Regions from separate parts of the Homo sapiens genome. Here region 2 is linked to region 1. The links are chromatin loops, found by intact Hi-C in ENCODE. Cell type or tissue: mammary epithelial cell. All regions are shown on one strand. Each heading gives the region's core, and the rest is flanking DNA. Links, peaks and the distances in the headings are about the cores only.

Region 1 (8,000 bases), core at 1-8,000:
CTTTATTTGTTACATGCCAGACACTATGTTATTAAGATACTTATAATATTTAAAGCACATACATAAATAAGTAATTGTGATTCTGTAGGAAGAATTTTAAAAAGTAGTAGAAGAATTCAAAGGTTATTGCTGAGATTATTTCAATAATCTTTAGCACAATGATTCTATATAATATGTTTGTGTTCATTTATATGACTTTTACTAAAAATGTAAAGCTTGCATTTGAAATGCTATTTCTGTAGGTGAGGGAGAACTTCAGTTTCCTACTAAAAATTGTTATGTGAGTTTTAAGTTCAGGGTAATTTTATTAGATAGGATATGCTTATTTCTGTTTTTAAAGAATCACTGCAGGAAATGATTGCTTTCAGTAGATGGTGAAATTATACTTCTCCATGCAGAAAATTAATGATAAGATCAATGACTTTTGTCTCCCAGTTGCTGGTGAAAATAGTCCAGAATCAAGCTACCAATTAACTGAGAGTCAATTCAAAAGCTTTAGGTTTTTATACAAACAGATTTCTTGTTGGCAATTGTCTCTTCAGGTTGCTGTATTAAGGGGTGTGTGCAGCAGGGGAGAGATTTTGTTTCTCTGTCTCCTTTCTCATTCTTATGTTGAATATTCATGAGGGTGCTTCAAGTCCTCAAGTTGTAGTTGCATACACATCTTCTCCATTCTGAATTGTATCTCATTATAATTCACTTATTATTTGTATATTATTCACATATTTGTACAAATCTACATATTTATACTTTGAAGTATATTTGCATCTTGGAGGTTTTTGTCACTTTCCTCTTGTCCATGCTAGAAAATTAGCCATTACCAGGTAGAGACTATTGCTATAATTTTCTTTGGTCCTCCTGTATTTTGGCTCATGGAGAAACACTGCATTTGTAACATTTGTAACCATGGTGGTGAGTCTCCTGCAGCCAGGCTAAGAAAAATTGTCCACTGTTTCTGCTCAGCTCCACCTTGATGTGGGGGCAAAGCTGTTTCAGGTTTCTATCTCTCTACAGGGTACCAAAGTCCCTAGTGAAGCTCTTTTTCTCATAGTTTATAAGGGTCCCCAGCTGCTCAATGGTGCTGTGTCCCAGATGATGGGTCAGTGAGGAGATTACACTTGAAAATAATGTATCCTCTCAGTCTTTTTGTTCTTCTCCTTGTCCTTGTGATGGAAATTTTGGTTCTCCTTCCCCTTTCCTAATTGGAAGACTTCTTATCCCTCCAATCCAATTATCCTTTCCCCTTTATTTAGGCCCGGTCTTAAGTCCTTAAGGGGAAAAAAGTCTTGCCCTTATATTCTTTGAATCTTTTTTCTCCTTCTTCAGCATGTATTGAGTTAAATTGGCTTTGAGGTAAAACTGGGAGAAGAGGGAAAGTAAAATACACTGAGTGCAGTAAGATTAAACCTTTATGAAACAACTGATCACGTGTATATCAACATTTTGCATAACCTACAACACGAACATCTACATATACATCATTATATATATAAATCATTATTTTTGAAGAATTCAGTTATTTTATTAGTGATAAATTTTTAATTGCTCAATTTTTGAAGTATTTTGTTATTAAAACATTTCTTTGAAATGACAGATTGAAATTTTAAAAATCTATGCCAATTTATAATTCTAATATTTATATTTAACTAGGACTTGGAGAAGGACCATATATGCTGGCAAGCTATGGGCAGAGTGGCCTTGTTCTGGGGGCCAATATGACCAGCAGAAGCGTTTTCTGTTTGCCGAGAAGCAGTGTTCATACCAGTTTATTTTTTTATTTTATGATCACTCCAGGCCTTTTCAAAGAGAAGGTATCATGTAAGTATAATTGAAAATAAGAGTTTAGCTTTCCAATTACATTTTAAAATTTAGCCACTCAGTAAATATTAATTGAGAATCTAATATGTTTATGGTATTTTTTAAAAGTGCTCTAAAGCATATGAAATAAAATATAACATTGGCATATCAGCCAGCTTTCTCTTTTGTATACAAAATCATTTCTTTGTTTATTTATTGGCATATATATATTAGAATTGCAAATGTTTGAGTTTTTGGTTTTAAATAAAATATAGCTAAAATTTTCATAGTATTAATCACAGAACTTAATTTGATGTTTTTGAAAAACCATCCACTGATTCTTAATATTTGAAAGGTTTTATGCCCCCAAAAGTAAAAGCAAATTGTGAATTGATACCAAAGAAGTTCTACATGAAGAGCATAAATCAGAGTGTAGACAGTCATTGTGACAGTCTGTTATTCTGTTATCCTTACCTGCCTTGTCTGTCCTAGTTCCTGGACATGTCCTCAGTGCCCTGAACCTAGCTCTACATTTACTGGTTTGCACCTGCAGGTCTGTACTGGTTGTATCCACCTGGCACCTGTTCTGATTGGTGGTAGTTTCCCTTCTGATCCAGTGATGTTCAGGCTACCTCATGTCTACATAAGTCTACCTGGAACCATGCATGACATGTTGTATAAGCTTAGGAATTTATTTGTTGGATGAATCAATCAGACTTAACTTTCGCTTATTCTGAGAATGCTCACAATTCTCCAGTTAGAATAAATTATATATTTCCTGTAAAAAGAACTCTCTTAGTTCTGAAAACACCTATCACCATCAAGTTCTAAATTACGCTGGTTACATTTTTTTCTCATGTAAAAATTTATTATTCTTGGCATCTTTTGGTGCTCAGCAGAAGAACTTAAATTTTACAACATGATAAATGCCTTTGAAATAATATTGAATTTGGGAGAGCTCTTGATTTTACGATTAGTAATAACTAATGATTTTACTAGAAAAAATCCAAATAATGTTTATTGAAGAAAATCAACCTAAAATAATCTCAATTTAAAAACTTTTATTTCATGAGTTTTACAAATATAAGGTAAATGTTAAAAGCTCTAGCTGAAAAAGGGTGATAATTTTTCAATGCTTTGTAAAGCTCATTAGCCATTTGGTCATCTTTTGGGAAATGGACAATAATGTTGGATAAATAGTCTCTTCTTGGTGCAGTAAGATCTCTTTCAAGAACATTTGCTCATTAAAAGAGCCCTGTGATACTGAAATGCAGTTACATCCCTAAATTGATCTATTTCTGTATTCTCTTTTCTATCATCAAGTTTAGCCATTAGTAGGTTTTGTACATTTGTAAATGTTAAAGCTTGCAAACGCAAATATATGTCCAATTAATCATTCAATTTCTTGTATGAAATTGTACATTCTGGAGTCCTCATTGACATTTCCTTTTTTCCCCCAAGGACAAAATAAATTATTAAAAAAATAGAAGTTACCAAAGACTGATTTTTTTTTTTAGTGATATCACTGTTATTCACTGAATTTAAAGTACTACTTTTTTTTTTCTTCTTTCAAGCATCTCCTAGTTTATTTGTGAAATCTTAGTTATTGGCACTAATTATGTTTGGCAATTGTGCAGTACTATTTTGTTTACTTTATAAGTACATTTTGTGATGCCAATGTTGATGATCTTCCTTCTCCTGAGAATCCACACTGCTCTATATTTTACAGCATTAGCACTTGTTTCCTTGGAATCTGCTGAAAGGCCAAACTACTTTCTCTATGTCCATGACAATGATACTCTTAGCTTGGAGCTGTGGGAGGCGAATTCAGCCTTTCATCGGAGAGCAACATTTTTCCACCATCAGGGCCTCTGGATTCCTGGTTACAGTGCATTTGAGTTATACAGCAAGAAAGGCTTTTTCATCATATTCACAGATTCTAGTGTCAAAGCATCAAAATATGATGATTCTGAAGAATTTAAACATTCAAGTAGCTTCAGCATAGAAGGTATGTTTCCTGAGATCTCCAAAAAGAGAACAAATAGGTAATTTATATTAGGCAGAATATTTATGTCTTTAATTTAAAAACCATTCTTACTGCATATAAGCAGATAGACTTTTATGACCTTAAGTAAGTGTCTTAACCTCTATACCCCTCTATATCTCCAATATACGTATTGGAGAAATAATAATATGTACTTTATCGGGTTATGGTGAGTATTGAATAAGTTGATGTAAATTACTTAGAACAATCCTAAATAACCTGATTTTTTATTATTATTACCCCAATTATTACTACCAGTGCTGTCTGGACATTGGAATCAGGGCTCACTCATGTGGCTTAGTTGTCTAATGTTTATATCTCCTTTTTCTTTCCTAGAAGGCAACTCTAATTTATCTGATTCTTAGTGATAAGGACAATATATTTACTTCTGTCATTTGAATACAAGGTGTCTGTTTCCATTGACCTCTAGAAGATTTCTCTAGTTCAGCAGAAACCTAATCTTACTTCTAGAGAGCCTTTGAGGTCTATAGCTATTGAATTTTCTGCAGCAAGCTTCACTCCTTTATGCAGTGTTTAAAAGTCATGCTTTCTTTTCAAAATCCAGAAGCTTGATATCTATCTTGAGTCTCCTCAAGAAATCGTTTCATCCTTGTGAACCCTCCTAAAGGAGTTCAAGACAGCAACTAATTTGCCTTTTCTGTTGAGAATATATTTCTGCAAGCCCTTCTAATAATAGATTTTAAACAGTACAAATTGAGCTTCAAAATACCTAATGTTAAATGACAAGTTAATGGGTGCAGCACACCAACATCGCACATGTATACATATGTAACAAATATGCACGTTGTGCACATGTACCCTAAAACTGAAAGTATAATAAAAAATAAAAAAATAAAAAATAAAAAAAAATTTTACCTATTGAATACAGTTCTTCTATGCAAAGATTCCTAAGTCTGGCAGGAGGTTTTGTGCAAACCCAGATGCCAGAATTCTGCAAGGGTTCTTACTCTGGCAACGAGCTCAGAACAAAGAAAAAGAAGCTCTAATATCTCTACCATTTGCATTCTTAGGTGTGGTGACATACATTCTTTAGTGTGGTGACATACTCACAAAACAAGTCAGGCAAAGGAATTTTATTACTTAACAGACAGGCAGCAAGAATCAACAGAAGCCTAGGATTCATGGTGAGCCAGTCCTCTAGGCTCAGAAAAGCCCAGGGTGAACTGAATCTTGTCTGCACATGCTCCAGGTTGCACTGCAGCTGAGGGACCCTGAAAGCACTCTGCCCTGGATTTGATACTTCAGGTGCAACTGGAATCACCGAGCACACACTTTGCAGGACATCCTGTTGGGAATGGCAACAGAGCCTGGATTGTTTCAGAAGATTCCTCCTTACCTCAGGATAACCCTCAGAACATTTTGCAGTTGTTTTGAGATCTGCAAGTGGGAGAGAGAAAGCAAGGAGAACCAAGGGGAGAGCTGTCCTCCTACACTGTGCTCTTGAGAAAAGGAACCACTGACATATCTATATAGCATTCCATACAGTGGATGTGATTTGCTTACTTCAGTTTACCTACCGTTGACCTTTACAGGCCTCTATTTCCCCTCTGCTCTAGAAATCTGTGCCCTTAGAACCAGACCTAGTAGCCCCATTTGAGGCTTAGAGAACTGCAGCACATGGCATCATCAGAATATCAGAAGCTGATCTTTGTGGGCTTCTGAAACCTAGGAAACTCCAGGAGCCTATTGTAGTCTTGGAACCAGTCCTCTTTCAGGATGCGTGAGACGAGTAACTCAAGTTCAGCAATTACTTAAGTCTTTAGATGTATAGATGCTTTCCAAAAAGACTTATTTTCCTTGCTGTAATTTGGAATTGAATTCTGTGTCCAGAGTCCAAGAAACATACCTGCTTCCTGAATTTTCTTTCTTAAGAGGTTCTCTTGTTCAGAGATAGCTTTGAACTGCTACAAAAGGACTTCTCTATGCTGTGGGAAGGTGAGAGTATTAGCAGACCTTGCAGGAGAAAAACTTCAATCAAGGGAGGTTTTAGAACTGTATGCATGTATTTTTCAAATCCGCCCATATATTTTGTTGTATTCAAACAATACTTATCTGGTACAAGGCAACGTGCTAAGTTTTCTGAGAACAGCAACAGAATATTCTTCCTAGATTTGAGTTCATGAAATGTATTTGGTCTTGCCATTTTTCTAATTGTTTGAACTTGGCAAGTTTCTTGGCTGCTGTGAGTCTCAATTTCCTCATTTATAAATTAGAAATAATATCTACTTAATAGGGTTGTTGCAGGATAAAATAGAATAATGGATGGACAATTACTTTGCAGAAAGTAAAATTCTAAACAAGTGTTTGGTATTATGATGTGAAGACAGATGAAAACCCACTACACACACACACACACACACACACACACACACACACACACACACACACACATATATAAAATATTTTGAATTTTCCTCAGCCTCCTCCAACCACTTGCTTTTTTAAATCTTTGGAAGATAGGTGTACATGTAGATATTTAATCTGAGCATGAAATGCTTTGGTCACCAAGCAATTACAGTGTTTTTTCTTCAGTTCTGTCTTTCCTGTAGCATTGTAGTCAAAGAAGGGTCAAACCCTAGGAGGGTTCATATAAGAAACTGTTAGTTTTTGGCCAGGTGCAGTGGCTCACACCTGTAATCCCAGCACTTTGGGAGACTAAAGCGGGTGGATCACCTGAGGTTAGGAATTCGAGACCATTCTGGTCAACAAGGCAAAACCCCGTCTCTATTAAAAATATAAAAATTAACTGGGTGTGGTGGCATGTGCTTGTAGTATCACCTACTTGGGAGGCTGAGGCACGACAGTCACTTGAACCCAGGAGGCAGAGGTTGTGGTGAATCGAAATAGTGCCACTGCGCTCGAGCCTGAGTGACAGAGCGAGACTGTCTCAAGAAAGAAAAGGGAATTGTTAGTTTTCAAGCTATGTATTAAATATGCACACAATCTAAACTTTATTTTTTCCCAGAAATCCAGGCAGCAGTGCCTTACAGGAAGATGTGTGAATGGAGATATGAACCTTGTGCTACACCCTGTTTTAAAACATGTAGTGACCCTGAAGCACTAGCATGTAAATTTCTTCCACCGTAAGTAACGTTTACCAATAAGTGATCAAAGTCCAGCCTTAGCAAATTCTGTTTTCAGTTGATTTTTTTCAAGATTTTAAAAACAGCCATTCTCAAGTTGTATATGCTATATATTCTTTCATGATATTAATTTCGCTTAAATCAAGAAGTAGTTATTGAGAGCCTACTATGTGGCAGGCAATCTTCTTGCTGCTGGGGAGACAGTACTGAACAAAATAGACAAGTACTTGCCCTCATGAAGCTTACATATTGTTGGATTGAGCAGAAAATAACCAAACAAAAATGTAAATATATAATGCAACATATTGTTATGGCGGATATGTGTTACAGAGAAAAATAAAGGAAGGTAAGGGAGACAGAGAGCATAAGGCATGTGTGTGTGTTTGCCAATTAATGTTGGTGGTCAGTGAAGAGCACCCTGACAAGGTGACATCTGGTCAGAGATCTAAATGTAGTGAAGGCACTGGCCAGGTGGATATCTGGGGAAGAATCTTTAATTTGAGAACAGTGCAAAGGTCTTGGAGTGGGAATGTGTTTGGTGTGTTCGAGGATCAGCAAGGAGGTCATAAGTTAGAACAAAGTGAGCAAAATGGAGAGAAGTGGGAGATGAGACCAGAGAATCATATTAGTGGGCAAATCATATAAGGCTTTGTAGCCTGTTGTAAGGACTTTGTCTTTTACTGTAAGATAGGAGACCTGGCTGCATTTTAGGCAGCTGAGTGGCATGATCTGATTTATGTTTTAAAAGGTGTACTTTGCCTGTTGTATTGAGAATGGGCTGTTGGAGGAGAGGAGGACAGGGCAGACTTGATCGGTGATACAGACAAGAAATGAAGGGGATTTGACCAGGTTGGTGGCCCGAGAGGTTATGAGGAACAAACAGATTTAATATCATTTATGAGAGAAGGAAGAGTTAAAGAATCAAGTTTTGGCCTCAGCAGTTATTAGGTGAAATACTATGAAGTTTTGCCATTTTTGGTAGCCAAATTGGTCAAATAGCAGTAATTTCAAATGATTTGATCTAATAGAACTGCATTTAATGAGATAAGGAAGAT
Region 2 (17,588 bases), core at 5,547-13,546, 85 kb after region 1:
CAATAACCAAACTTAACATAGTCAGGAGAGAATGAAATGTCAGGACTTGAGTGCATTAATCTCTGCTTCTCTTGCTCTGCCAGTTTCATTCTTTCCTACTGCATTGCAGGGTGCTCCATGGGCAACTGCAACTTTGCACATGGCCCTTTACCTTTGAGGCAACAACCTTTATGTATTTGCCAACAAAAAGGAGAGAACATCTGTCTCTGAGCTTTATTTCATAAAATCCAGTGCAATGACTGGCCAATCACGGTAACTGTGAGCGTGTATTACTTTTCCATTGCTGTGAAACCAAATACCACAAATTTAGTTGCTTTAAACAAAATACATTTATGATCTCAGTTTCTGTGGCTTAGGAGTTTGGATGTAGGTTAGCTGGGTTCTCTGCTCATGTCTTACAGCCTGAAACTGAATTGTTGGCTGGTTCTGTAGTTTCATCTGAGGTTTGGAGTCCTTCTCTTCCAGGCTCATTCACGTTGTTGGCAGAATTAAGTTCCTTGTGATTGTAGGACTGAGATCCCCATTTTTTGTCCCCATTTTTTTGTGAGTGGGTGCATTCTCAGCTACTAAAGGCCATGCTCATGTCCTAACCACTTGGCCTTCTGACATCCTGGCAGCTGACTTCTCCAAAGCCAGCAGGAGAACCCCTCTCTTGTTCTGCTGCAATAAAGTCTTATATAATCATGGAAATGACTATCCCATCACATTCACTGGTCTCACCGCCCCCCCCAATAGGAAGAGAATAATATAGAGTGTAAGTACCAGGGAGTGGGAATCTTAGGTGTCATCCTAGAATTTTGCCTATCGTAGGGACTAGAGATTTGCACTTGGACCAGCCAGAGTCATAGCCCATTCCTATGAGCTCACAGAGCTAACTTATCCTCTACTCTTTGCTTCTTTTTTTCTGACATTTCAAAGTGTAAGGATAATGAATCTTATTCTCTGGATATAAAGCCTTTGCAGTCAGTCAGGGTTTTGCTGTCTTTTCTTTCCTGTTCCTGAATCCCAGATACTTTCATCATCAGAATTTCTCAGTAAATGTTTGCTGAACTGAATTCATTAATTAAATATGTTAAATGTGCTGATAATCTCTTTGAGAAATAAATTCCCACCTGTCCTGGCATCCACCTTAAAAACATCTATTAGGAAAGCTATAAACGGACCAGAGCTCTGAATTACTTCACAACCACCACCAACTCAGACATAAAAACTCTTTTTGTTTAGTCCCAATTTTCAACATGATATTTGAATTTTAACCCACAACAATAAGTCCAAATATTTATCTTGGATTTTGAAGTGAAGCCACTTTATTAAATATGCCATATTCACTCAAAGTAAATTAATTTGGATTAATTTGGTTGATTGAATCTCTTTTCATATAAGAACTGTTGCAATAACTATTTTTATACTGTGTAAATGAACATGCTAGAAAAATAATACCACAAATTTTTAGGAAATTTTACATTGTAGAAAAGGCCAAGCCTAGTTATAAAACTAAAAAAATAATAAAAAATAAACCTTTTGGCATCACACTTAAGAAACCAAAATGGATGAAAAATGCTGCTAACCCATCTTTTATTTTCTTTCTCTTATAATTCATGCCACCAAAATAAAGCTTATGAATTTTATAGCAACAATGGCTTTCCCTTAAATAGTGATAGAAATATGGCTAATTTTGAAATACATTACAGCTTATGAAAATGTTTTGTGGCAAATTTTGAGTAAAATATCTTCTTTAAAGGAGGACAGTAATAAAGACTTGAAAGAACAGGAAACATAACGAGACCAGGAAAAACAAAAAGCTGTACTGTCATTTTTTTTTCCAGGTTTAAGGAAGGATGTTTTAATATTAGTCTTAAATTCTTTTTTTTTTTTTTTTTTTTTTGAGACGGAGTCTCACTGTGTCTCCCAGGTTGGAGTGCGGTGGCGCGATCTCGGCTCACTGCAAGCTCCGCCTCCCGGGTTCACGCCATTCTCCTGCCTCAGCCTCCCAAGTAGCTTGGACTACAGGCGCCCGCCACTACGCCCGGCTAATTTTTTGTATTTTTAGTAGAAACGGGGTTTCACCGTGTTAGCCAAGATGGTCTCGATCTCCTGACCTCGTGATCCGCCCGTCTCGGCCTCCCAAAGTGCTGGGATTACAGGCGTGAGCCACCGCGCCCGGCCTAGTCTTAAATTCTTAAGCATGATTTCATTTTAATCTTACAAAAGTTCAGTTTTCCACACTCTGGAATGTGATGGATTTTGGCTTCTCTAAAGAGTAAAGCATCAAGAAAGAAAAATCCCTATGGATATTGGAAAGAATCACATCATAGGTTAGTAGTTGCCTCCATTGCCTAAATGGCTTTTATCTATGCTTCTCCATCTGAAAAATAAGTTATTTTCTTTAGGAATCATGTTGAAATATCATTAAAGCTATACTTTTTTTTCTCTTGAAAGTGAAAACCCATAATTCTCTTAAATCTTTCACTTAATTTCTCTATACTTAATTTGTTAGGGCCTAATAAAAGGGTAAGGCAGGAACAAAACCACACTATTTCAAAGGACATCCTTCAGCAAGGAAAACATTTTGCTTGCTGGTTAGGGAAACCCTATTGATTAGCTTGCTACCTACTTTATTGACCTAATGGAGAGACTGATGTAAAACACAGGTGATGGTAATATTATGAAGGCTACTTATTTAAAATGACATTGTTTACACAGCAAATGGGAGTCAGAAGGCCATATTGAAAATACGTACCCATTATTCAATTTACTTAATGGATTTTGAATTTGATCATATTTCTCAAAGCCTAGAAGCTAATTCAATGGTGATAAGATCATTTTGTGGTATAATTGCCTTGACACCTTCTAATTTTATTTTTATTTATTTTTTTGAGACAGGAACTCACTCTGTCACCCAAGCTGGAGTGCAGTGGCGTGATCATGGCTCACTGCAGCCTCAACCTCCTGAGCTCAAGTGATCCTCCCCTCTCAGCCTCCCAAGTAGTTGGGACCACAAGCACATGCCACAAGTTTATGTTTTAAAATTACAGAGATGGGTTTGTAGAGACGGAGTTTCTCCATGTTACCCAAGTTGGTCTTCAACTCCTGGGCTCAAGCAATCCACCTCTCTTGGCCTCTTAAAGCGCTGGGATTACAGGCATGAGCCACCATGCTTGGCCAATACCTTCTACTTTTAAAGACTCAAAAGATATGCAGAATCCCCAGGAATTAAAACAAAACAAATATAGTTCACACCTATAACTGTGCTTGAATCCTTGCCATCATGGAGTTCCTAATCTAGCTGAGTACATAAATGTATAAAAAGTAAATTTTCGTGCTACAGTATAAACAAAGATCTACAGGAAAACAGACATGTAAATGTTTATGGCCTGTTACTTCATTGAGGGTACATATAAGTCAGGGTGCCAAGGAGGAGAGGAGAGAGATGAGGTTGAAAAGTGAATTTGGTGAGAGGTACATTATAGACAACAAAAAGTCACAACAGGCTTTTAAGTACCCTCCATGCATGATTATATAGTATCATGTGTGTATTTCAGAAAGATCACACTGGCTAGTAGTATGTAAGAGAGATTGGGAGTATCAAACATGGAGACATAATCCAAGTGTTAGTGTATTAGCAGTAGCTGCAGTGAACTAATGTTGGTTGTCTTTCAATTAAGTTTTTACACTCTACTAAGCACTCTTCAAGCTTACTCTTCACCACAGCCAAATTTTCAAAGAGCTGCTTAGCTAGTAAAGGGAGCCACAGGATCTGCACTGAGGTACAAAGTCTTAACATGATACATGTTTTCCAGACAGAGCAAAAGTGAGATCGCGCACGTGTGTGTGTGTGTGTGTGTGTGAGAGAGAGAGATTTAAAGTTTTCAATTAAGTCTGTAACAGTGGTAATAATGAAGAATTAATCAGCTTAAGAGGCAGTTTAGGAATGGAATCAAAGGGATTTGCAGGATAAAGTGGCACTGGATGGTGAGAAAAGGATCTGAGGATGAAGAGGTAGTGATTTTCCTTTGGTTGTTTGGGTGAAGGATCTTTTCCTCAGGAAGAGCTGGAAAAGGAGTTTATAAATTTAGGTTTGAAAATATGGTTTTGAATCGTTTATAGGGACATCCAGATGGAGATGCCCATTTTGGAGCTATAAATACTTCTCTGAAGCCCTGGAAAGACATGAAATTCAAGATGGAGTGATCGAAGATCTTGAATATGGTAGAATCACAAGAGTGAATGAAGTATTCCACAGTCAAGGAAGGCACAACGGGTCAACTCAGTTTTTGAGTTGGCAGTGTTGGAGGACACAGTGACGCAGACTAAGCAAATGGAAGCAAGAGGGGAGGGAGATGTCAGGGAAGCTGAGATCTCGGGGTTCAATCAACATTCTCAAATGCCGCAGAGAACACACACACACACACAGGCACACACACACGTTAACAAGGAGTGTGGCTTCATACAAAGCCACATATTTGATCTTAAGCCAAAACTGGGCTATTCACAGCCATATAGTCGACTTCTGCTTTTTGTTTTGTTTTGTTTTTAAATGAGATACCAATGTGTCCCACCTCGCGTTCTCCTTCATCGCCCTTCCCTTTCCTCCCTTCTTCTATGCAGAATGCAATTCTCCTCCACATTTCAATGTTTTGGGACTTGCCTCCCACTCCTCTCCCTTCCCAAGGCTTCCTGTCTCCATGGAAACATTCGCTTAATTAACCCAACGCAGGGAGAGGGCATCGCTGGCCCAAATGAAAGCCGCCAGAGCAGCTGCAGCAAGAGCTGGAGCAGAGCGAGAGAAGGAGACTAAAGGGAGGCAGGCTGCGAGGTGGGCTGTGACCCAGGAATCGTGGGCAGCTTGGGCCGCCGCACCCAGAGCAGTGCCAGCACCTCCGGGCCAGTTGCCCTGGCACCCGAAACTTGCAAAGCACAGGCGCCGCGCGGCTGCAGGTCCGGGTCCGGGTCCAGATGGGGGTCAGGGCGGATTGCAGGGGTGCCGTGGCTCCTGCGACTTCTCAGCCTTGCATCCTCTGCACTTTGACTGTCTTCCAGGTCTCAGCTCTTTCCTTCTTTCTCCACCAGTCTAACCATTCTTTAAACCTCAATCTTTTCGTTTATACTCTGCCTCTCTCTCCCTGTTTCAAAAGTTGGTGCTTTTTGACTCTAAAATAGTGTGCATTAGGACAGGGGCTCTTTACACACTCCCAGGGCAAACACAGTGACTCACAGAATTGAATTTGAGTGGGGGTTTGGACTTAAAGAGCGGGCATCCTGGAGCTTTCCACTTTCGCATTTGTATTATGGTACACAGCCTTCAAAATTATAGTTTACGCTTAGATTTAGGGGGGAAATTAATACCATAGCCCTAGAACACTTACATCAGGTTGCTTGGGAAAATGGGCAAAGTTAAAGCTTTGCAGTTTTGTGGAAGGGTCTGGATTTAACTATTAGGCATTTCTTTTTGACTGGGTTGCATTTTATCTGAGCTAAACTCCTGCTTAAGAAGACCTAAAGAGGATTCTGTAGGAATAAACTTGCTTTACAGTGAGCTTTCAGGAGCTTTAAATTTGATCCTGGGGAACTGTTTACTATTAAAATGGTATTTTCAGTTTTAAAAACATATACAAAATACAGGTTTTTTTTCTTTGTATCTTAAGTTGAATACAAAAGTTTTTAGGTCCTTGGGGGCTCCACGTTCCTATGAAAGGCTAGGCAAGCTTTTTAGATGAATATATTTTAAAAATAAATTGAGTTGAAACGACTATTGAACGTTGTTTCTATTTAAGTTTCAGTTTCATGTATTTTGAAATATTTTTCATGATGATGGTGTAATTTTAAAATGTGAGGAATTAGTTCCAAAGAAGCAGCAGTTGCATAGGTGTTCTAGATTTCCATTAATTGAGGTTAAATAATTTCACACAACACAATGTAATTTTGTGTAATTGCCTGATAATTCATTTTATTTCTAACACCTCTTTTAAACTTAATTAAAGCAGTTTCTAGAAATACGTTATTTTGTTATTTGTTGGAAAGTACTAATGTTTCCAATTTTATTTAGTGGAAAAATTATGCAGCACTCACCTATTAATGCCTTAACATTCAATTGGATGAGCAGTCATTCTAAATTGAAAATTCATGACATTAAAATGATATACACACACTCCATTTAAAGGATGTCCAATAGTTTAGTTTTGAAGCTAAAAAATACATGTTTAATTGAACTGAATACACTTTACTTTGCAGATGGAGAAATTAATTATTCTGCTGCTCTGGTTACAGTATGTTGTTAAGGTAAGACATTTTTGAGTGCACCCTCTTTGGAATAATTAGCTAATGGGCAAGATGTGATTGCATTGAATCTATCATTCTGGAAAATAAGGAGTATACTGAAGGGAAATAATGCTAAATATCAGGTTTAGTACCTAAGAAAAAAAATTTTCTTTGCTAGGTGTCACTCACATATGTATTTTTATAGCTTAAAAATTGTGTTGGAGATAATCATGGAGATAAATCAGAATTTGGGAAGAAGACAGAGTATAATAAGGCATTTCAGAGTTGTTTTTGGTAGGAATTTTGATACATATATTCTTTTGAAAGTTGAAATTTTTTTGTCATTGAGGGAACATCAAGGGTCTCTGATTCTGTGGTCTATCTTACTTTGTTTGCTAATATTTTCATTATGCATAGATGAAATAAGGGTCTAAAATGACTCAGTGTCAAACATTTTGTACCCAAATGTATTTTCTTTGCAAACGTGTTGTCAAGAATGTCTGCAAAATAATTCAGTTTTGTAGACATTATCCCCAAGGTTCACAATTGGCACTCCAGGAGGGTTTGCCATGTTTTCTCTGAGATTTTGAGTCTCTGCCTCGTCCCTTACCCCAGGGATACAATGTTTCCTAGTTAGAGAGACATGGATCTTAAATTTCCATGCTCTTATTTTACTTGCTTTACTGAAGTCATTTTCAAAATTATATTTATAAATAGAGTAACTGACAGAGTAATTCATGTGTAGACACTGATACTGCTGAAATGTTTAAAAATTATAATTTCATGTATTTTAGGTGTCATTTTAATAAATCTGCTTATAAAATAACAATCAAGAATGCATTTTTACTGTTTTTTACAGTTTCTTCGCTTTTCCATTTTAGATCTCAAAACATTTTCATTATATACCAATGAATAAACAAACAACAGAAGTTTTTATTGAATGGGATGAATTTCCTAAGGGAGGAAATCCTGAATTTTATTTTTTAAAATATCAACTTGTTAATGATTTTGCTCAAAGAGTAAGGAATCTTTTCTTGGTTCTGATAAAAAGTAAGCATAGTGTAAATCTGGTGTTACCAAGTGCCACATTGTAAATAGGAACCTAATAGTTATCAGGGTTTCTTATTTTATTAATATATAAAATGTTAGCATTTTTTGAAATATCTTTAATAAGTAGATGATCAAATAATATTTAACTTTTTCATAGGAATGACTATTTGTCTTTTTAGAATTTATATACCAAAGGAGAATAATTCTTTAAAAAATGTCTTTTATGTAGAAATAAACATTTCATATATATATTTATATTCCACATTGAAAAACTACTTTTATGAAGGAGATATACAAAAGTCAAATTTTTAATTAATGTGCCTGGCTTAGAGATAATGTTCAATAAACATTTCTTAAGCAGATGAATATAATTATTTGCAGAATGTAAAAAGTATTCTCGCAGACCCACAAAGATGTCAGAAATTAATAATAACACTAAAGGAAAATGAAGATTATCACATCATTTTACAGTCCATGAGATATGGACAAATTTTAAGTGAAAAGTCATTTCAAATTCGTAAGTAATGTATATGTTGATCAACTATGTAAACTTTCATTACCAGATAATTTAAATTTTACAATGATTAACAGGTATAAAATGGTACTGTAAAATTATAATAGTATTATTTTTTACATAATGTAAATCTCAGAATTTAAAGAAAATTATAAACTGAGGTAAGAATATAGTTTTAAATTTTGGCATTTTATGTGTACTAGTGTGAATGGATAGGTAGAGTGGAGATTTTACGTGTTATCCAGATTATGTAAAAAATATAATGTGGTTCTGTAATCTAATTCATTCATTCTATGTAGAATAGAAGAAACTCCCATATAGTCTAGAAAATATTTTATGGGTAGATAATGTTTTCTCATCATGGTGAATCATGTAACTCAATATCCTTTGTGTTTCATTCAATTTTATTTGAATCTGTGCTAATTATTCTCCCTGATTTTTTAGGTGGAATCTCAACTAGCAATATTAAAACAATAGCAACAAGTACAAGTATTTCTTTTAACTGGAGTGTGCCCTCTTCCAAAGATATATCAGTGTCAATATCTTTCAATAATTATTCACAAATTATGCAAAATAATGTTATGGTTTATGAGTGGGGTAATTTAAAACCTGCAGCTTTTTATGCTTTCACATTTGAATTTAAACAGTTACACTTGGATTTCATAAATATATTTCAGAGACTGGATGTTCAAGTTGAAACAGGTATATAGACATTTGGTTCATCATTCATTATATATTTATTATATATTTTGTAGATAATGTAGCAGTTATATTGTATTTCAAAAGAAAGTGATCTGGCCAAGTATTAATCACTGCAGGCTGCTTGTAATCAAATTAGCATAGTCTCCTTTTTTGACTATATCATTCTGGTATCTGACTGATTATTGAACAAGCTGGACTTAGCGGAGTAATGGTAGAAACCAACCTAATAACTTTATTTTCTTCCCAGCACTTCCTTTAAACCCAAGTGGGTTCTCTTTTTCTTTACTCTGACAAAGAGTCATACAAATTCCATAGCGTTTTAGGTTACTTTAATGAGTCAACAAACAGTCTCATTTTCAGGTATTACAAGATCCATTACAATATATTACAAACACACTGATCTTTCATCCTATTTAAAGCTTCTCTGTTACTCATCTATGATCAGACCTGACCACAATTAGGAAAAGTTTAGGGGAAAGGTGAATGTGTTCAATTTTAGGGTCTTCCTAGTTTCATGTCTTTCCTCCACAAGGTGGGAACAGGTAGAAGGGGACAGAATCATAGATAGCTGATGAGGGCAGGACACTCTTTGTGACGGTCTGAGAGTGTCATTTTAATATCCCCTACAGGAATAATAAAAAAGATACAACACATGTATTGTACAAGTGAAGTATAGAAACACTCAAATAGGAAGAAAAAATAAAATAAGGTAATTAAGCGTCCTTTCTCCTGTGGGGAAAAAAAAAGACAAAAGATCTTCAGAACTTTCTCACATATTCCTACTGTGTTGAGTTGAGGCACTGGTAGAATATTAACATGAACTGATGTGCAATATTTTCTCTGAACAGGCTGCTATTTTCTCCAGTCTTTCTGTGGTACATAATCTTGGAGAATAACGCTAAGCAGCCATTCCTGCTTTTTTTCTGGAAGGTAAACACTTTTGAAGTCAAGTGACTGAGAGCAAAATTTTTAGCAAGCATTGTGTCTAGTACTCCAAAATAAAAAGAAACCTGAAATGTGATAAAAAGTTTGCTACCAATACAAAAGTAAGGGAAAAGAAAGGCAATCTAAAGTAAGGTTTTCTTTAGAAAGAAAAACATCGTTTTTTATTTTAATAAAGTTATAATTGGACAATAATTCTGCATAACTAATTCTTACAGCTATTTAAAAAACCATGTTAATTGGTGGTAGTTTATTTGCTCCTTGATTAATAAACAAAGCTTTAATATTTTTATTGGTTTGAAAGTAGTATAGGGAAGGTGCACACTTAATACTATGAGGTTTTCATAATTAACTTGTATACATATTAAGAAATATAATTATGAAATGTTATATTACTGAATTCATCTTTAACAGGGGATTTTTCTTTTGGTAGGATCGTGTTCACAAGGATGGGCAGCATTAAAAAATAACTGTTATAGAATTAACAATGACAGTAAGCCATGGAATATAGCCCAGCAACATTGTAAGTTATCCTTAAGTTCTGCACACCTTGTGGATATAAAAAATGAAGAGGAAAAAAGTTTTGTATTTTCGTATCTCAGGTCAAACAATCAAATAATAATATGGACTGGTCTTAATGATATGAAGGTCAGTAAATGTAAAGAAATACATATATTGTGATAAATGAAACTTTATTATCTATATTCATTCATGCATTCTTTATTCATTGATTTCTTCCTTCATTAATTCAATACAGTTTCTCTTTCTATAGATACCCAGTTTAATATATTTTTAGGCATCTTTTTTAAAACCTAATTTTCCTTTAATTTTGGTATTCCCCAGACCATTTCTAAGTTCATTTGAGTGATTTCATCCATTTCTTCACTCAATTTATCACCTGAACCACCAATTATTCCTAAATTCTTTATCTAGTCTACTTTCCTCTTATGAGTCCAGACATATATCTAATTTTCTTCTGATTATCCCTCTGGCACTTCTTGCAGACACTGTAACATTGCCAAGACTGAACTTGCCTTCTCCCTCTAATCAAACCTGTTTCACTTCCTTTATTCCTCATCTCTGCAAACAGTGCAATAATATGAACCCCAAAACATGAAAAGTGTTTTTCCATTTTCTTCTTTTCACTCCACACATCAGTCTTGTGAAGCTCAATTTTACTAAAAGCAATACAGAAAGATCTGGAGATTTTATTTAACACTAGTGAAATCAGGAGTGTGTAACATTTTTCTTCAACATTCCTAACACTTTGGAAAGTCTCATGAAACTTCATTTGGTCAGCATTTTGTAGAGAAACTCAAGACCTAACATAGTCATCTCTGTCTGTCTGTGTTTTCTTCTTGATGATCCACTGACTTTTATTTCCTGGCACTCAAAGATAAATATGTTCTCCTTGAGATATCCTTATCTATAGTGAACTAAGGCAGATCCTACCAATTTGATGCCAACTTTCCTGTGGAGCTTTGCATAAGCTTGGGAAAACCTCTAGGAATCCTTAATTGCATTTTAAAAATTATTATTTTATTGAGTTTTCTTTATCTTTTAATAGGCAATGAATGAAATTCTAATAAAGATTCCTTAAATCACAATTCATCTTAGACATCTCAGACTCCCTCTCCCAGCATGCCAGTCTCTTCTTAGCAAGTAGACCAGTTAATGTGTGTGTGTGTATATATATATATATATGTATATACACAACTATATATGTATACATATATAGTTGTGTGTGTATATATTTGTGTATATATATACACATATACACACATATATATACATACACACACACACACATATATATATACACACACACACACACACACACACATACAGTTGTTTCCTACTGTTAGCATGATATATTAGGAAATTGGGGCACAGGGAGATTCACTTGCCCATATGGACATGCATCAGATGCTACCCTTAACCATGATATTTTGAGGTTGACATCAAAGTTACCTGCTACATCATAATCCCCATGGTAGGTTCAGAAAGTAATTACTCCTTTAAGTAAATCTGTGCTGAATAAGTGCAAAATTGTTACTGGACTTCAAGGATGGAGAGTGTGTCTTATTCAGCATTCCATTCCTGGCTTCAAACTGGGGTTTGGTACTCAACAGGAACGTAATGAATGAAAGATTAATAGTCTCTTTCTTTCCTTTTGGGATGCTTGCATAGGTAACCTTCATTTAGTTTTCACCTTATAGTTGTAGTAGGTGCTATCATTATTCCCATTTTATACAGGAAAATAGATCTTAGAGAGATCCTGGGGCACATAACTTATCAATGCCCATTCCAGGCCTTGAATTTATATCTGTCTGACCAACTCTCATGCCCTAATCACTTGAAATACTATCACTGATCATATGCCTATTTTTAAAACTACAACAATACATATGTAATAAAGCAGACTTTTTGAGGAAATAGTATTTCTTCATTCTGTTAGGTGGAATTTGAATGCATTGTTTTAAAATCTTTTTAAAATGTCCAGAGGAAACAGGTCTCTTTAATTCTTACCCATGCAGCTTGGTTGGTGCTGTGCTTGATTTTGGGGATGGTCTGATGACCAAAATATAGACATAGTATCTGTTTTCATAGTGTTAATTATCTCTGTAAGTATTACATTTATTTTTTAAGGAGGTGTTATGTATTCGCTGTATTATAAACATACTCTCTAAAACTATTGACAACTATGCAAAGTAGTCATGATTATTTCCATTGCACAGGCAAGAACATTTAGTTTCTAAGATTAGTAGTTGCCCAAGAGTAGATAGTTAAGTGTCAGAAATATAATTAGTATGCAGGAGTATTTTGTCAAAGCTTATACTTTTTTTCAACTACCCCTTTCAAGAAGGATAGATATATGACAGATATTTATTACTTGTGAAAATTGGGTTGGTGACATTCACCAAGGACATCCTTTAGAAGGAAGGTATCAACAACCTCTCCTGACGCATGCAATTTATTTGATGATTTCAAATGAAATAACTAACATTTAATGAATATTTTCTCTGAGCCTCATTGTGTTGAGCCTTTGAATGTACTGCCTCTTTAATCATTACAACAACCTTAAGATGTAGTTTCTATTATTATACTCATTTTACAGATGAGAAAATAGAGGCTTATTGCGAGATTTGCAATTCGCCTGAAGACATATGGCTAATGAGTTAATGAAAGTCAACTCTGTCTCTTGCTGCTGCTGCTGCTGCTTCCTTCTCCTCCTCCTCTTCTCCTCCTCCTCCTTCTCCTCCTCCTCCTTCTCCTCCTCCTCCTTCTCCTCCTCCTCCTTCTCCTCCTCCTGCTCCTCCTCCTCCTCCTCTTCCTCCTCCTCCTCTTCCTCCTCTTCCGCTTCCTCCTCCTCCTCCTTCTCCTCCTCCTCCTCTTCCTCCTCTTCCACCGCCTCCTCCTTCTCCTCCTCCTCCTCCTCTTCTTCCTCCTCCCCTTCCTCCTCTTCCACCTCCTCCTCCACCTTCTCCTCCTTCTCCTCCTTCTCCTTCTCTTTTTTCTTTTTTGACATAAGTCTTCCTCTGTCACCTAGGCTGAAGTGCAGTGGCTGAAGCAGAGATCACTGCAGCCTTAAACTCCTGGGCTTAAGCGATTCTTCTGCCTCAGCCTTCCAAGTAGCTGGGATTACAGGCATGAGCCACTGGCCTGGCTCCAGCTGCTTTATCATGAAGGAAATCTACATAAAAATATTAAACTGGTTGATAATTTTAAAATCTTAGAAAATTTTATAATGAAGTTATGATTATTAAAATTTTCAAATACACATATTTGAAATGCAGTGACTGAAGATATCACACTTTTCCTTTTAATTGGCTTAATTTGTTCATCTTATTACAGAAAGAAGGTCTTCTTACATGGGCAGATGGATCATCTTTTGGCCTTAAGAAAAATGAAATATTTTCTTTTTCATTGCTATCCAAGAATGAAACACATTGCTACATTTTACAGCAAAATGCAACTGGATCAAACTATTTCTTTACAAGATTTTTCTGTTACGTTCCATTGCCATATGTTTGCGAATATGAATGTAATTATTTTTATTATTCTTTCTTATATTCATGCAGCTTTTTATTATTTAATTTTAATTTATTTATTTCATTATGGAATTATAATTTGTAATTAAAAATAATTATCTTTTCTATTTTTTCAGTACCTTCTCTGCAGGAAAGCTTTTTGCTTTACATAAAGGATGTTGGAACAACTGAAGTTGTATTATTTGGAATAATTTGAATTTTTGGAATAATTTGAATAAGTGGGTGAAATTGGGATATAAGATTATCATTAAATATTCTTTAGATTATACAGAAGAACAATATTTTGAAAGCATGCCCCCAAATACTACAGAAAAAGCAATTACCCAACTGTTTCCTGGTCATATTTATAGATTTTTACTCTTCGCAATAAATGAATGGGAGGCAAAAACTACTTTAAGTCCAATATTCACTGTAGAAACACGTAAGTTACAAGACACCTGAAAATATAATTTAAAAAATTTTTAATACTGTCATTGGCAGATATTTTATGAGGGTCTGGTATTTTCTCATATAACTCTGGAGATACCTCTGTATTTAATCATTTTAGGCTGGGTGCAGTGGCTCACGCCTGTCAGCCCAGCACTTCGGGAGTCCTAGGCGGGTGGATTGCCTGAGGTCAGGAGTTTGAGACCAGCCTGGCTAACACCGTGAAACCCTGTCTGTACTAAAAATACAAAAATTAGCCAGGCATGGTGGTGCACAACTGTAGTCCCAGCTACTTGGTAGGCTGAGGCAGGAGAATCACTTGAACCCAGGAGGTAGAAGTTGCAGTGGGCTGAGATCATGCCACTGCACTCCAGCCTGGATGACAGAGCAAGACTCTGTCTCAAATAATAATAATAATAATAAGAGTAATAATTTTGTAATCAATCTGTTTATGCGTTGGTTTTTCTGTTAAACTACAAACCTCATGAAGACATGAACTATGTCTTATTTGTCTTACAGTACCAGCTAGAGTAGTGCCTACCTCATAGGGGATGATCAATAAATTTTTGTGGAGCTGTATTTCCGATATGTGCTGAGAGCAGGAAAGGGACAGCTATGCATCCCTGCCTTTAATAGGCTCACACTGGAGACAATTAGTAAAGAATAAAAATAAAAGCAAACAAAACTATACAGCAAAAGAATAACCTAAATATCCAACCAGTGGTGCATTTAATAAATGCTAACTTGAATTCATACAGTAGATGACAGGAGAAGACTCATGGAAAGGAGAGGCTTAGACTGAAATTTGAATGAAGAAAAAGCATGTTGGGAGCAGCAGTGCAGACATAAGAATTTGTGTAAGAAGACTTGTGCAGATTGACTAGAGAAGATAATTTCCTTGGGCATGAGGGTAAAATCAGTGTGGGAGGTAGATGGTGCCAGACTTGGGAGTGGCAGGGGTATCTGTCTCAGATGCTTGGACTTGACCTTAGAAGCAATGGAAATCCATTAAGACTATAGTTTCTAGCACTTGTTTTACATTTTACAAAGCACTTTCAATGCATTATCTCATTCGGTCCTTGCCTCAACCCTGGGAGTAGCTATATAGAAATGAGAAAACTGAACTTCTGGAATGTTAAGTAAACTGACTAGAGTAACATGCTTTGTTAAGCAACCAAGCCACACAAGAACCCAGATGGTCTTATTGTAACTCCTGAGCTGTTGCTCCTAGAGAAAGAATCAAGAATGTGTTAGCACATGTATATTGAGGAGTGGGGGATGGATATAGTTTCGACGCCATGTGCAAGGTACTATAATAAGAAAATTAATCTGGAAGCATTAATTAGGACAATCACTGGCACTGGATGAAATGGTTAGAGTAGGGAAACAGTTCTGTAAAAGGATGAGTGCCTGTGTTGCAGTGATAATAAGAACGAAGAGTGAATAACAAAGTCTCTGCCCTCTAGTCTGACAAGGCAGAAGAGGTAAGAGACATATATAATGTATGACCATTAAATGCCATGCACACTGTTTTGGTAGTGAGAATAGTAAAATAATTATTGAACAATAGCGTGTGGCAAACACTGTGCCAAGTGTTTTACGTTCTTCATCTCATTTAATCTTCACAAAAGCTTTATGAGGTACCTACTAATGTAATTCCCATTTTGCAGTCAGAGGGGGTAGGTAATTTTCTCAGGGAGTGAAACTATAAAGTGGAAGAGCCAGGACTCACCCCCAGTTTTTGTTTCTTTTCCAAGCTAGAGTATTTGGAAATATTGAGAAGTGAGAGAGTATTCTGCCAAATCATGTTACTAAGCAACATATTTTTTGGTTGTCTTTATCTCCCAGGCCCTTTGTCAGCCCAAAATTTCAGAGTTACACATGTTACCATAACAGAAGTATTTTTACACTGGGATCCTCCAGATCCTGTATTTTTTCATCATTACCTTATCACTATTTTGGATGTTGAAAACAATACATCAGAAGAGGTGCTTGTTGAAAAACGCAACACAGCAACCATAGTTGGAGACCTCAAGTCTTTTCATCATTATCTGGTATATCTATTCAGTGTAGCAGAAAGAGGAACTTTAAGTTGCTTGGAGAAACCACTTTCAGTCATTACAGGTAAGCATGGCTGCGTATTGCCTTCTACTAAAAAATTCTAAACTGATAGTTTCTGTTTCTGTGCAATTTCACCGTTATGCAATATATCAATGTAACCTGTACACTTATCCCAAAATCTAAAATAATAAAAAGAAATAGTTAACTGCATATTTCAAAATATTATTTTGCTGATATTTAATTATGTTGATTCTTCATAAGTACAAATAAGTTGAACATGTTTTTGAATGTTGAATCACAATTCTAAGCATGTATTCAAAAATACTAAATTTATTTAGATTTACATGAGCTCTTTAAACATTATTCCAATCTGCATTTTTTTCTACCAAAGTCCCTAGAAGACATCTTTTTTTGTCATAGCCTTGGGTGGAAAATAAATTTATCTTTATTTATCATAAGATAAACAAATTATCACATGAATATTAGTTCACCCAGTTTTTTTTAGTAACACTAGACCCAACGAACAGGTCTGCATATTTTAATCAGTTTTACTTGGTTCTTTATTTTCTCACACTGTGTAATGTATTGACCTCTAGGGGGCAGTCTCATACTAGCATTTTTGGCAAATGCATTTCTACCCTCCTCTTAACCTCCACATAGCAGTTTTTGAATCCTTGTCCAGAACATAATCATTAAAGTAATCGATTGTTTTAATTAATAATTCTATTTATTCCATAAAATATAAGGACGTATTTTTAAAAAGATAAAACATTATCTTACAAAACAATGCATAATTAAGCACATTTTGGCAATATATTCTTATAAGTGTAGTGTGTGTTGTGTATTTGACATGCAGTGTGCAAAGTTCTTTGGAATTTCAACAGCTAAAATTTAAACACCCTAGAGCTGAAGTAGGTGGAATGGAAAACCTGCATGTGCACAGATATAGATTAATTAACCTTCCTATACTTATTGGGAATATTTAAGATTCTTTGAAAATAATAACAATAATAGATACAATTTAATGCTTACTAAAAACCAATGCTTAACATACAAGTATTCAGTATTGCAAATCCTAATAAAAATATTTTTCCAATTGGATAGTAGCAGGTGTTTTCTCTTCTCCAAACTCAGACTAAGTATCCTTCCATTGGCAAATGCTTGGTTTGTTGGGTCCTTTACACTTTAGGAAGGTGCTTTCATTTTTAATTGACAGATGGACTAGGAGGATTTCTCACAGATTTATTAATTTTGAAGTCGACTTAAAATCTTCTAGGAAATATACCTATTTATTTCATAAAAGGTACAATGTGAATCAGCACTTTTAATTTTTTGGGGAGTCATTTGCTGTGTATTTTTACTGTAAGCTGATATACCAGTGCATGTCCAGGATTTAGTAATCCAGTGTTCCTTTACTCTCTAAAGCTTGAGGAATTATTCTTTTTTTCATTCATTATTCACTCAATGAATTATTTTTCAGTATCAGGAACTGAGCTAGGCACTAGAGATACAAAGATGAAGAAGACCTAGTCTCAGTAAGAATGAGACAAATAAGTTAACAGTGATAGTGCCGCATTATAATT

What was found. Peaks named below come from ENCODE experiments on the same cell type or tissue, not always from the same donor. Only the 100,000 strongest peaks of a DNase experiment are listed, where the experiment ranks them.
Region 2: a loop joins it to region 1, with 2.0 times the contacts of the local background. A loop is called at or near these places in 3 of 110 quality-filtered maps.

What each region holds. Positions count from the first base shown.
Region 1 is chr12:80,316,896-80,324,895 of GRCh38, forward strand. OTOGL (otogelin like) reads left to right here. Exons shown (of 59, transcript NM_001378609.3): 33 at 1,651-1,818; 34 at 3,527-3,805; 35 at 6,828-6,945. Among named protein-coding and RNA genes, the nearest start is that of PTPRQ, 120 kb to the right of the region's middle. RefSeq lists an enhancer at 3,307-3,840. In mammary epithelial cell, for the core only: no CTCF peak of the experiment used is centred there; a DNase peak (open chromatin) is centred at 4,956.
Region 2 is chr12:80,395,947-80,413,534 of GRCh38, forward strand. No RefSeq gene overlaps it. Among named protein-coding and RNA genes, the nearest start is that of PTPRQ, 39 kb to the right of the region's middle. In mammary epithelial cell, for the core only: no CTCF peak of the experiment used is centred there; no DNase peak of the experiment used is centred there; H3K27me3 peaks cover 412 bases.